2 separate regions of the Homo sapiens genome follow, and region 1 is linked to region 2. Evidence: read pairs that join two places in POLR2A ChIA-PET (ENCODE). Cell type or tissue: Panc1. All regions are shown on one strand.

Region 1 (4,000 bases), 79 kb before region 2:
CTCTGCCTCCTAAAATGCTAGAATTACATGCATGAGCCACCATGCCCAGCAAGAACAGTAGTAACCCTGCAAGCTTATTGTGTGCCAGGCTCTGCTAAATAACTTTTTTTTTTTTGACGGAGTCTCGCTCTGTCATCCCGGCTGGAGTGCAATGGTGTGATCCCGGCTCACTGCAACCTCTGCCTTTTGGGTTCAAGCGATTCTCCTTCCTCAGCCTCCCCTGTAGGTGGGATTACAGGCGCATGCCACCACGCCTGGCTAATTCTTGTGTTTTTAGTAGAGGCGGGATTTCACCATGTTGACAAGGCTGGTCTCAAACTCCTGACCTCAGGTGATCCGCCTGCCTCAGCCTCCCAAAGTGCTGGGATTACAGGTGTGAGCCACCGGGCCTGACCTGTGCTAATAACTTTTATCTTCACAACACCTATATGATGGTTTGAAGTAGGTGCTGGTGATATCCTCATTTTACAGATGGGGAGCCTGAAGCTCAGAGAGGAAATGACTTGTGCAAGTTTATCTGGAAAGTGGTGGGGCTGAGGTCCAAACTCAGGCACTCTTATTCCAGAGTTCTGGCTCATAACCGCTGTGTCCCACAGCCCCTCTGCTAAAGCTTGCCTGCTTCTCTCCTTTTAAGCTCCAAAAGAGAGTTTCTTTTGGCTTGGTTATAATGGCTAACTCACTAATGGCCCAAATGCTGCGCTGAGTACCTTGAATATGGTTCTGTAGGGGAGCCGCTGAACTGTTTTTTTTGTTTGTTTGTTTTTGTTTTTTGAGACAGAGCCTTGCTCTGTTGCCCAGGCTGGACTGCAGTGGCGCGATCTTGGCTCACTGCAACCTCCACCTCCTGGGTTCGAGCGATTCTCCTGTCTCAGCCTCCTGAGTAGCTGGAATTACAGGCGTGTGCCACCATGCCCGGCTAATTTTTGTATTTTTAGTAGAGGCGAGGTTTCACCATGTTGGCCAGGCTGGTCTTGAACTCCTGACCTTGTGATCCACCTGCCTCAGCCTCCCAAAGTGTTGGGATTACAGGCGTGAGCCACCGCGTCCGGCCTGAACTGTTTTAAAATAGAAGTCTTATGATCATACTTACATTTTAGAAATATCACTGTAGCAGCAGTGATGAAGATTGGCAACAGTGTAATTAACTGGAGTCAGCCTTACCTCGGTTCAATTCCTTGTCCCAATACCTGACTAGCCTTGGTATTTGGGAAACTTACTTTGTGAACCTCAGTTTTCACATCCATAAAATGGGAATAATCCTCATTACAAACCTAAGAGGTAGACACTAAATGGGCTGATATAGTTTTTATATATATGTATATATATACCAGAATAGTATCTATCTATCTATCTATCTATCTATCTATCTATCTATCTATCTATCTATCTATCTATCTTAGAATAGTATATACATATATATCTTAGAATAGTGTATATATATATATATATATATATATCTTAGAATTGTGTGTATATATGTATCTTAGAATAGTATTTGTCATAAAATAACCACTGAGAAGATGTCATCTCATGAGACAGTATTGATTTGGATCTGGGGAAGGTATAGCTGGAGGATTGGAGCTCTGTCAAGAGCTGCTGGAGTAATCAAGATTAGAACTGATGCAGGGCTGAACTGGGCATCCACTTGGCAATGGCTGAGACTTAGAAGCAGGTCCTACAAAATGTTGTCCGAGTGTGGGAGGTGAGGGAAGGAGAAGGAGGTAAGGGAAGTGCCCATGTTTCTAGTTTGGCACACTTGCCAATCTTGAGGGCTTATTTGATGGGGACAAAAGGAGAAGGAACTTGTAAGGGTAAGATGATTAGCTCAGTGAAATTGAGTAATATGCGAAAGGTCATACAGCAGATACATTTTAGGGCCAACCCTGGCACAGGCCCTTTCCACTGCTTCTGGGAAAATCCACTGATTTAATCGACTCATTCTCAGTAGTTTGGAATGAGTAAACTCAACTCATGTTTGCTGTCTCTTTGCATTTTAATTATGGAAGGCAAAGCTTGACTCTTGCAGAAAGCATTTCAAGTATCTGGGAAGAAAGTGGGTGAAGTTTTGAGGCCTATTTCTTTCTTCACTCTTCTTTTTTTTACGACAGAGTCTTGCTCTGTCGCCAGGCTGGAGTGCAGTGGCTCGATCTTGGCTCATTGCAACCTCCACCTTCTGGGCTCAAGCAATTCTCCTGCCTCAGCCTCTTGAGTAACTGGGATTACAGGCACCTGCCACCACGCCCGGCTAATTTTTTGTATTTTTAGTAGAGACGGGGTTTCACCATGTTGGCCAGGCTGGTCTCAAACTACTGAACTCTGGTGATCCGCCCTCCTCGACCTCCCAAAGTGTTGGGATTACAGGCGTGAGCCACCGTGCCTGGCTTCTTCCCTCTTTTCATTCTTGCCTGCCCTTCCTTCCTTCCTTTCTTTTTCTTCCTCCTTACCTCTTCTGCCTTTCCTCCCTCCTTCCCTACCTTGTCAAGTAAAAGGGACTAATTCCCTTTCTTCTAGTGTGACCTGGGAAGAGGTCCTACTTGAACCAATTTGTCACTTCCCTACGACTAAAGATACGCTCTTTATGCACTTTAGTATATTGGATACTGTTTGTTAATTTTTAATAATATTGACTATAATTCTTTGTGTCTGATGTCCTTTTTGCTAGTATACCACCATTGCCATCACCAGTACCATTTAGAGTTTGCTATGCTAAGCACTTGACATCCATTAGCTCACTTATTCTTCACAACAACCCTAGGAAATTGGGGCTGTTGATCCCATCTTATAGCTGGGCAAACAGGCTCAGTGATTTTTCTTGTCGTCGCTCAGCCAACAATGCCTGGAGCCAGAATTGGTTAGAATCTGAGTCTAAAACCTGTCTGTGCACCCATCCCTAGGCATTCCCTGGCCTTCCTCCACGGCAGAACTTTGGCAAAAGGTCCTCTTGGAGGCTTCTTCCTGGGAGACCCAGGTATCACTGGACCGGCTAAAATTGTTTATGCTTTCTTGGGACAGCAGCATGGGCTGTGGGAAGTCTCAACCTTCTAGGTTCAAGCTGTGTGTGGGGAAAGCTCCTTTCTGCCGGAGATTCTTTGCCTGTAGTAGTTGCCTTTGCTTAGAAGTCACTTCCTTTAGATCTCCTTCTTGTCACCTAGTTCTCTGCTTAGACCTCAGTTCCTCAGAGAGTCCTTTCTTTTTCTTTTTTTTTTTTTTTGAGACAAGAGTCTCGCTCTGTCACCCAGGCTGGAGTGCAGTGGCATGATCTTGGCTCACTGCAACCTCCACCTCCTGGGTTCAAGCAATTCTCCTGCCTCAGCCTCCCAAGTAGGTGGGACTACAGGTGCCCACCACTAAGCCTGGCTAATTTTTGTATTTTTAGTAGAGACGGGGTTTCACCATATTGGCCAGGCTGGTCTCGAACTCCTGACCTCAGGTGATCCACCTGCCTCGGCCTCCCAAAGTGCTGGGATTACAGGCGTGAGCCATTGTGCCTGTCTTGAGAGTCCTTTCTAACAGCCGTATCTAAAATAGTCCTTTCCATGTCGCTGGTTCACATTATTTTGTTGTTTTTCCCACAATTACTTATCTCTGTCAGAAATGATCTTTATATGCTCGCATGGCGCAGTGGCTCATGCCTGTAATCGCAGCACTTTGGGAGGCTGAGGTTGGTGGATCACTGGAGGTCAGGAGTTCGAGACCAGCCTGGCCAACATGGCGAAACACTGTCTCTACTAAAAATACAAAAATTAGCCAGGCATGGTGGTGCACGCCTGTAATCCCAGCTACTGGGGAGGGTGAGGCAGGAGATGCTTGAACCTGGGAGGCGGAGGTTGCAGAGAGCCGAGATTGCACCTTGCACGCTGGGCTGGGCGACAAGAGCGGGACTCTGTCTCAAAAAAAAAAAAAAAAAAAAAAGGCCAGGCGCGGTGGCTCACACCTGTAATCCCCAGCACTTTGGGAGGCTGAGGTGGGTGGATCGCCTGAGGTCAGGAGTTCGAGACCA
Region 2 (4,000 bases):
AGAAGAAGGAAAATATCAAAAGGATGTGAAGTCCCATTAAAACGTCCTCGGCTTGACAAAAATTCATGTGAGTCTACAGTTTGTTTATGTGTGGCTAGAATTTGACGTTGTTTGGGTCAACTTCCTCTATATTCATCCTGTCCCCCATTCCCTATAGGCTCTAATGTTTGTCTCTGGTCACATGAGGTAATGTGAGTTGGATGCAGTTGGATCAGAAGGAGTTTTTGCTAGAAGAAAAATAAATCCCAAAGCACAAACTGTACTAATGTTGGGTTCTGTGGTATCATCTCCATATCCATAAATCACATTTGATTTGGATGCCACTGGAAATTTAATGGCTTAGGAAGGGATGGGTTTCATATGCAGAGTGAAACTTTAAAAATACTACTTATTGGCCTGGCGCAGTGGCTCATGCCTGTAATCCCAGCAGTTTGGGAGGCTGAGGTGGGTGGATCATCTGAGGTCAGGAGTTTGAGAACAGCCTGGCCAACATGGTGAAACCCTATCTTTACTAAAAATATAAAAATTAGCCGGGTGTGGCCAGGCGCGGTAGCTCACGCCTGTAATCCCAGCACTTTGGGAGGCTGAGGTGGGCAGATCATGAGGACGGGAGATTGAGACCATCTTGGCTAACATGGTGAAACCCCATCTCTACTAAAAATATAAAAAATTAGCCGGGTGTTGTGGCAGGCACCTGTAGTCCCAGCTATTCAGGAGGCTGAGGCAGAAGAATGGCATGAACCCGGGAGGCGGAGCTAGCAGTGAGCCGAGATCGCGCCACTGCACTCCAGCCTGGGCGAGAGAGCGAGACTCCGTCTCAAAAAAAAAAAAAAAAAAAAAAAAAAAATTAGCCGGGTGTGGTGGCGGGTGCCTGTAATCCCAGCTACTTGGGAGGCTGAGGCAGGAGAATTGTTTGAACTTGGGAGGCAGAGGTTGCAGTGAGCCAAGACTGTGCCACTGCCCTCCAGCCTGGGTGATAGAGTGAGACTCTGTCCTATAAAAAATAAAAATACAAAATAAAATACTATTTATTGATTTAAAAAAATACCCTCTGGAGTGAGTTGGCTCAAATGTTTAAATAAATTTAAAATAAAATAGTATCCTGTTGGCTCCAAAAAGGATTTGTGATAGCTCTAAGTAAGGCTCTTATAAACCTTTTTAAGTCGACTTTGCAAGTTAGTACATTTGGGAAGCCCCAAAATAGAACATAGTTGTCAAGATTCGGACATGACCTAGCACATGTTTTCAGACCATGAATCCTTAAAGAAGTGAAATTCTATCCTGGCAGGGACACTTTTCCCTTACTTAAAACTGTAAACTAGTAAAGGGTATTTCCTTTTATCACTACTCTAACATTCCAGTAGTCTCTCTGTAAAGTCCTTTTAGAGACATCCAGCCCTGAAATCTGTAGTAGCACAGTTATTTCTTCTTGTTGGTCTCTTGACTACAACTCTCTTAATGGTTTAATAGCCCAGGAAAAGTCAAAAAACTACTCGGAAAACACTGACAAAGACTTATCGAGGAGACGTTCCTCCAGGCTGTCCACTAATGGGACCCATGAGATCCTAGATCCTGACTTGGTTGTATCAGATTTGGTTGATACGGATCCTTTGCAAGACACGTTGTCTAGTACCAAGGAATCTGAAGAAGGTGAGTCAGTCTGTTCAGGAATTGTCTTGCCAACCTGGTTCCTATTTAGTGAGAATCAATGTAAATCATTATGTTCTGCCTTCCACAAGTATTAAATTGTCTTGAAATCAAACTATTGAATGTGCTGCAGTGTTTTTATAATGTATTGCTCTTCACTGATGATTTATTCAATAGACATACTTTCTGGATGCATTTGTGGTTGGTTTTGCTTATCTACCGTTCAGTGTTGGCCTGGAGGTACACTGTTCGAAGAGCCCTGCTTCTCTCTCTCTGCTGCCATCTCATTCGTGCCTTTGTGTTTATACTTCCAGCTATTTTTCCTTTCACTTTAACCTCTTTCTTTGAGAAGCTCACAAGCCAGCCTGTATGTATGGGAACCTGTGAATGTATGCTTTTATGTTTTAGATTAATTCCTTCCTCTAAAAAGTCCCTGGCTTTCTTAGACTGTTGTAGGACTTTTGATTTCAGAATTACATACATGTATATTTCCCCCAAACTTTCTTTTTTTCTTCTAGGTCAGTTGAAGTCTGCTTTGGAAGCTGGCCAGGTCTCATCTGCACTGACTTGCCACTCCTTTGGGGATGGATCCGGGGCTGCAGGCTTGGAGTTGAACTGCCCATCAATGGGAGAAAACACGATGAAAACAGAACCGACTTCTCCCCTTGTGGAATTACAAGAGATTTCGACTGTGGAAGGTTCATATTTAGAGTTAAATTAATCCTCTTTTTATATACACTTTTGCTTATGCTTTGTGAACTAAAAAAAAAAAAATGACTTTTCTGTTGTTGTTTTTCACCTTTTATTAATATTCCCTTATCATTTTAATGTTATGCTCCTTTCATTTCTGATTTTGATAATTTGTGTTCCCTCTCTTAGTATGACTAGGGCTTTATCTATTTTGTTTTCAAAGAACTAACTTTTTACTTCAATTTTCTCTATTGTTTATTTTTAAAAATATAATTGATTTCTGTTTTGATCTTGCTTTCTTCCTTCAATTTTTTCTAGAACTTTACCTAATTGATTTTAGATCTTTCTTCCTTTTTTTTTTCATTACCTGGTGAAAAGATCTTTCTTCCTAATATGAGTATTTAAAGTTATAAATTTCTGGCTGGGCGCGATGGCTCATGCCTGTAATCCCAGCACTTTGGGAGGCCGAGGTGGGTGGATTGCCTGAGGTGGAGAGTTCGAGACCAGCCTGGCCAGCATGGTGAAACCCCGACTCTACTAAAAATACAAAAATTAGCTGGGCATGGTGGCAGGCACCTGTAGTCCCAGCTACTCGGGAAGCTGAGGCAGGAGAATTGCTTGAACCCAGGAGGCGGAGGTTGCGGTGAGCCAAGATCATGCCATTGCACTCCAGCCTGGGCAGCAGAGCGAGACTCAGTCTAAATAAATAAATAAATAATGAAATTATACATTTCCCACTGAGAACTGCTTTAGCAGCATCCTACACATTTTGATACGTTGTGTTTTTATTTTTGTTCAATTTAATATATCTTGTGATTTATTTGTTGACCATGGGTTACTTAGAAGTATGTTGTTTCAGTTTGAAGTATTTTATGTTTTTGTAGATACCTTATTGCTATTGATTTCTAATATAGTTTTACTGTGGTCAGAGAACATACTCTGTAGGATTTCAATCTTTTTATATTTGTTGCGATTTAATTTATGGTCCAGCATATGATCTGTCCTGGTGAATGTTTCATATGCACTTGAAAAGAATGTGTATTTTACCGTTGTCATGTGTTTGTTCTGTATCTGTCAGTTAGATCAAGGTAGTTGATGGTGTTTCTCTGATAAATTGATTTTTGTGGGGTTTTTTTCCTTTTGGTCTAGTTCTGTCAATTTCTAAGAGAAGGTTGTTAGGTTGTTAAAATCTCTGTTATTGTGGATTTGTTCATTTCTCCCTTTAATTTTGTCATTTTTGCTTTGTGTATTTTGAAGATCTTTTAGATGCATACACATTTATAATTTTTTTTTTTTTTGAGACAGAATCTTGCTTTGTCACACAGGCTGGAGTGCAGTGGTTGATCTCCACTCACTTCAACCTCTGCCTCCTGGGTTCAAGCAACTCTCATGTCTCAGCCTCCCGAGTAGCTGGGATTACAGGAGTGTGCCACCACGCCCAGCTAATTTTTGTATTTTTAGTAGAGACAGGGTCTCTCCGTGTTGACCAGGTTGGCCTCGAACTCCTGACCACAGGTGATCTGCCCACCTCGGCCTCCCAAAGTGCTAGGATTACAGGTGTGAGCCACTATTTCTGGCCTAAATGTAATTGTTGATATGGTTGGTTTTTAGGCTAACATTTGGCTGTGTTTTGTCTGTTTTTTTGTTTTTTTTTTTTTTTTTT

Evidence for each region. ChIA-PET counts read pairs that join two places held together with the same protein. Peaks named below come from ENCODE experiments on the same cell type or tissue, not always from the same donor. Only the 100,000 strongest peaks of a DNase experiment are listed, where the experiment ranks them.
Region 1: POLR2A ChIA-PET joins it to region 2 with 6 read pairs; 14 of 35 experiments call an interaction of 5 or more read pairs at or near these places.

What each region holds. Positions count from the first base shown.
Region 1 is chr20:35,790,106-35,794,105 of GRCh38, forward strand. The region is part of intron 1 of PHF20 (PHD finger protein 20); the gene reads left to right. Among named protein-coding and RNA genes, the nearest start is that of PHF20, 20 kb to the left of the region's middle. In Panc1, no CTCF peak of the experiment used is centred here; a DNase peak (open chromatin) is centred at 1,853.
Region 2 is chr20:35,869,485-35,873,484 of GRCh38, forward strand. It overlaps PHF20 (PHD finger protein 20), which reads left to right. Exons shown (of 18, transcript NM_016436.5): 7 at 1-67; 8 at 1,471-1,650; 9 at 2,166-2,345. Among named protein-coding and RNA genes, the nearest start is that of SCAND1, 83 kb to the right of the region's middle. In Panc1, no CTCF peak of the experiment used is centred here; DNase peaks (open chromatin) are centred at 1,677 and 2,057; H3K4me3 peaks cover 733 bases; H3K27ac peaks cover 1,494 bases.